Regions from separate parts of the Homo sapiens genome. Here region 1 is linked to region 2. A link is an interaction called in ENCODE POLR2A ChIA-PET data of the cell type or tissue named here. Cell type or tissue: IMR-90. All regions are shown on one strand.

Region 1 (2,500 bases), 170 kb before region 2:
CAGAATGTGTCTGTATTTGGGGACAGGGTACTATGGTCTGAATGTTTGCATCCCACCAAAATTCAGGTTGAAACCTAATTTCCAGTGTGATGATATTATGAGGTGGTGGCTTTTGGGAGGTGAGAGCTCTGCCCTTACGAATAAGATTAATGCCTGTATCAGTCCGTCTTCGAATTTCTGTCAAGAAACACCTGAGACCAGCTAATTTATAAAGAAAAGTTTGATTGGCTCATGGGTCTGCAGGCTGTACAGGAAGCATGGTGCTGGCATCTGCTCAGCTTCTGGGGAGGCCTCAGGAAGCTTCCAATCATGACAGAAGGTGAAGGGGGAACAGGTGTCTCACGTGGCCAGAGCGGGAGGAAGAGAGAGTTGAGGGGGAGGTACCACACACTTTTAAACAACCAGCTCCCATGAGAACCCACCACTGTCAGGAAGACAACACCAAGCCATGAGGTATCCACTGCCAAGCAAACACCTCCCACCAGGCCCCATCTCCAACTTTGGGGATTACATTTTTTTTTTTTTTTGAGATGGAGTTTCACTCTTGTTGCCCAGGCTGGAGTGCAGTGGCGTGATCTCAGCTCACTGAAACCTCCACCTCCTGGGTTCAAGCGATTCTCCTGCCTCAGCCCCCCAAGTAGCTGGGATTACTGGCGTCTGCCACTATGCCTGGCTAATTTTTTGTATTTTTAGTAGAGAGGTGGTTTTACCATGTTGGCCAGGCTTGTCTTGAACTCCTGACTTCACGCGATCTACCCACCTCGGCCTCCCAAACTGCTGGGATTACAGGCGTGAGCCACCGTGCCTGGCCAGGGATTACATTTCAACATGAGATTTTGGTGGGACAAATATCCCAACCATATCAATGCCCTTATTAAAGAGGCTCCAGGGGCCAGGTGCGGTGGCTCACGCCTGTAATCCCAGCACTTTGGGAGCCTGAGGCGGGCACATCATGAGGTCAGGAGATCGAGACTATCCTGGCCAACTTGGTGAAACTCTGTCTCTACTAAAAATACAAAAATGAGTTGGGCGTGGTGGCGCATGCCTGTAATCCCAGCTATTCGGGAGGCTGAGGCAGGAGAATTGCTTGAGCCAGGGAGTCGGAGGTTGCGGTGAGCAAAGATTGCGCCACTGCACTCCAGCCTGGTGACAGAGTAAGACTCCGTCTCAAAAAAATAAATAAAAAGAGGCTCCAGGGAGCTTGCTTACTCAGTCCACCACGTAAGGACACAGCAAGAAGGCACCATCTATGAACCAGGAAGCAAAACAGTCCTCATCAGGCACCAATCTGCTGGCACCTTGATCTCGGACTTCCCAGCCTCCAGAACTGTGAGCAATAAATTTGTTGTTTTTAAGCCGCCCAGTCTGTGATGTTTTGTTTTAGCATCCCAGACTAAGTAAGGGTTTAAAAGAGGTGATTAAGTTAAAATGAGGTCATCAGGGTGCACCCCAGTCCGACATAGCTGATGTCCTTATAAGAAGAGGAAATTAGGACACAGACATATGCCATGTGAAGACGCAGGGAGAATGTGACATCTGCAAGCCAAGGAGAGAGGCTGCAGGAGAAACCAGCTCTGCTGACACTTTGATCTCAAGCTCTGGCCACCAGAACTGTGAGCAAATAAGTGTCTGTTGTTTAGGGCACCCTGTCCATGGCACCTTGCTCCGATAGCCCCAGGAAACGAATCCACAGGTATGTTCTCTTATCATCTCCATTTTACAAGCCAAGAAACCCAGGCTCTGAGAGGCAAAGGATTCACCCAGAGTCCCACAGCTAGTAAGAGGCAGAGCCCGTATTCAAACCCGAGTCTTTGGGCAGCAGGGCTCAAGTCCTTGGCGATGGGGCTGCCAGAGGGCCAAGCTGGTCTTCAGACCCTCAGGTCCAGAATTCTCCCAGTCTCCTCCCCTGCGTTTGGTGGCTTCTCCCTCCAGCCACCCGCCTCCTTCCTTCACCTTGTTGGAGGCAGCTCCACGTCCCTGCCTCTGAGTCCCTGCCTCTGAGTCCCTGCCTCTGAGCTGCTGGCTTCAGCATTGCGGGGGAGCAGCCTTTCTCCAGCTCCTTTCCTCCCGGCCCTCCACTGAAGGCTCTTCTGCCAGCTGCACACGTGTACACACACACACACACGCACACACACACACTTGCAAACTCACAAACACACTTGCAAACTCACACACACACACTTGCAAACTCAGTCACTCTCACACTCACTCCTCACACCCTCACACACTCCTTACACACGCACTCCTCGCACACACCTCACATGCACTCACACACACGCACACACTCCTCACACACTCCTCACACACACACTCCTCACACACACGCACTCCTCACACACGCACTCCTCACACACACACTCCTCACACACACTCCTCACACACACACTCACACACATGCACTCCTCACACACGCACTCCTCACACATGCACTCCTCACACTCCTCACACACACGCACTCCACACACACACTCCTCACACACGCACTCCTCACACACACTCC
Region 2 (2,500 bases):
TCCCTTACCAGGACTGATGAGGAAAGGCAATAGGTGTTCCTCCAAAATCACTCCATCCTTGGCCGGGTGCAGTGGCTCATGCCTGTAATCCCAGCATTTTGGGAGGCTGAGGCTGGTGGATCACTTGAGGACAGGAGTTTGAGACCTACCTGGCCAACATGGCAAAATCCCATCTCTACTAAAAGTACAAAAAAAAAAAATTAGCTGTACATGGTGGTGTGTGCTTGTAGTTCCCAGCTACTCAGGAGGCTGAGGCAGGGAATCACTTAAACCTGGGAGGTGGAGGTTGCAGTGAGCCAAGATCGTGTCACTTCACTCCAGCCTGGGCGACAGAGTGAGTGAGACTCTGTCTCAAAAAAAAAAAAAAAAAAAAAACATAAAACAAAACAAAAATCACTCCGTCCTCTGGCAATTGAGCTGTGGGTACCCACATCCCCCTACAGGCTGATTAGAGGGACACCCTTGGAAAACCCATTTTTGATTATGTCCCAAAATGAGGTCTGCCTGTCACAAGTGATTCACAAGGGAGTGCCACCTGGATGAGGAGTTTTGTAATGTTTATTTGAAAGTTTCAGGAAAAGCACAACCAGCATATGCAACTCGTTCACTCAGCTATTCCTTAAAGTATGTGTTGATATTTTAAGAGTAAGTCCTTTGGGAGGCTGAGGCGGGCGGATCACGAGGTCAGGAGATCGAGACCATCCTGGCTGATATGGTGAAACCCCATCTCTACTAAAAATACAAAAATCAGTCAGGCGTGGTGGCAGGCGCCTGTAGTCCCAGCTACTCGGGAGGCTGAGGCAGGGGAATCTCTTGAACCCGGGAGACAGAGGTTGCAGTGAGCCAACATCGCGCCACTGCACTCCAGCCTGGGCAACAGAGTGAGACTCCGTCTCAAAAAAAAAAAAAGAGTAAGTCAATGTTTGGAAAGCTGTTAAGAGAATCATAGTACAGATAGTTCACAAACATAGCCAAACCCTGAAGAGTGGGTGAAGGAAAGAAGTTGGGGAACACAGGGTGGGAAGGAGGAACAAGACGGGAAGTTCATGGCAGACGTGGATCCTGCTCTGCCTGGCATGTCTGCAGGCTGGGGAGGAGCAGGCCTTGCAGAAAAAGCGGGGACTGAGCCCCACCTTCTATTTCCAGCCATTGGGCAGCAATTCAGCGGTCACCAGCGTGGGAGGAGAGGTGGTCAGGAGCTCTGACTGTCAGCCCCTGGGGCTGGCCCAGCCCTCCCTCACTCGTCTGGTCTGTCTCAAACCGCAGAGGGGCCCCTCCGAGGCCGCAGTGGCCAGGGACAGGGAGCAATGGAGACACCAAGGAATGATGGAAGAAAGCTCACCTCCCTCCTCCCACCTCCAGGCTCCAAACCGAGAGACATGGAGGCAGGCACGTACCACAGACGTGCTCGGGTGAAATGCATCATTCAAATAATAACCATTTTTTTAAGGTAAAAGCCACCCAAAGCAAATTCCTACTAGACTGGACTTGTATTGCCTCCTGCAGCATCAGGCCTGCCTTCACCCTCCACAGACTTTTCCACACCAGCTGCATTTTCCTGCATAGGTGACAGCGGTGAGGACAGTGATCCCCAGATGGCCAGGACAGGGACAGCTGCTGGCCGCTCCACAGGGTCTCCTCTTCTCTCCCCCAGCCCTGCTGGCATCCACGGTGGGGCCAATTTCCTTGACTTTGTATCAGGGTTGACGCAATGCAGTGCCTGCTTCGTTTCAAAGGCAGGTATACAAGACAGTGAAATCGCCTTCCCATAGAGGGACAGCCTCAGGAGCAGAGCCGAGAGTGCCAGGCCCCTCCTCAGAGTGCCAAGTGAGTGAATTCCTGGAAAGTGCTTACAACACTCCTGGACACTGAGTAGGAAGATCTTTTTTTTGAGACAGAGTCTCGCTCTGTGCCCCAGGCTGGAGTGCAGTGGCGTGATCTCGGCTCACTGCAACCTCCACCTCCTGGGTTCAAGTGATTTTCGTGCTTCAGCCTCCTGAGTAGCTGAGACTACAGGCGAGCCCCACCACGCCTGGTTAATTTTTGTATTTTTAGTAGAGACAGGGTTTTGCCATGTTGGCCAGGCTCGTCTCAAACTCCTAAGCTCAGGTGATCTACCCGCCTCAGCCTCCCAAAGTGCAGGGATTACAGATGTGAGCCACTGTGCTTGACTGAGTAGGGAGATTTTAAGCAAGCCGCCATCTCCTCCATCGCCATCACCAGCCCTGTCCTGGACACCATCGCTAAAGCTCACTTCACCCTCTTGGCTTTGCCAGACTTTCTGACTGCCCTCAGATGCTCCGGCCAAATGAATCAAAAGCACGTTATGGGGCTGGGTGTGGTGGCACACACCTGTGATCTCAGGCTGAAGTGGGAGGATCACTTGGGTGCTGGAATCAGCCTGAGCAACATAGCAAGATCCCGTCTCTACAACAATAAAAATTTAAAAATTAGCCAGGCATGGTGGCACGTGTCTGTGGTCCCAGCTACTCAGGAGGCT

What was found. Peaks named below come from ENCODE experiments on the same cell type or tissue, not always from the same donor. Only the 100,000 strongest peaks of a DNase experiment are listed, where the experiment ranks them.
Region 1: POLR2A ChIA-PET joins it to region 2 with 5 read pairs; 3 of 35 experiments call an interaction of 5 or more read pairs at or near these places.

What each region holds. Positions count from the first base shown.
Region 1 is chr9:129,573,906-129,576,405 of GRCh38, forward strand. LOC105376292 (a long non-coding RNA gene) reads left to right here and starts at 1,502. Exons shown (of 5, transcript NR_188669.1): 1 at 1,502-1,693. In IMR-90, no CTCF peak of the experiment used is centred here; a DNase peak (open chromatin) is centred at 1,226; H3K4me3 peaks cover 364 bases; H3K27ac peaks cover 1,530 bases.
Region 2 is chr9:129,741,976-129,744,475 of GRCh38, forward strand. The region is part of intron 2 of PTGES (prostaglandin E synthase); the gene reads right to left. Among named protein-coding and RNA genes, the nearest start is that of PTGES, 9.8 kb to the right of the region's middle. RefSeq lists an enhancer at 722-1,222. In IMR-90, no CTCF peak of the experiment used is centred here; no DNase peak of the experiment used is centred here.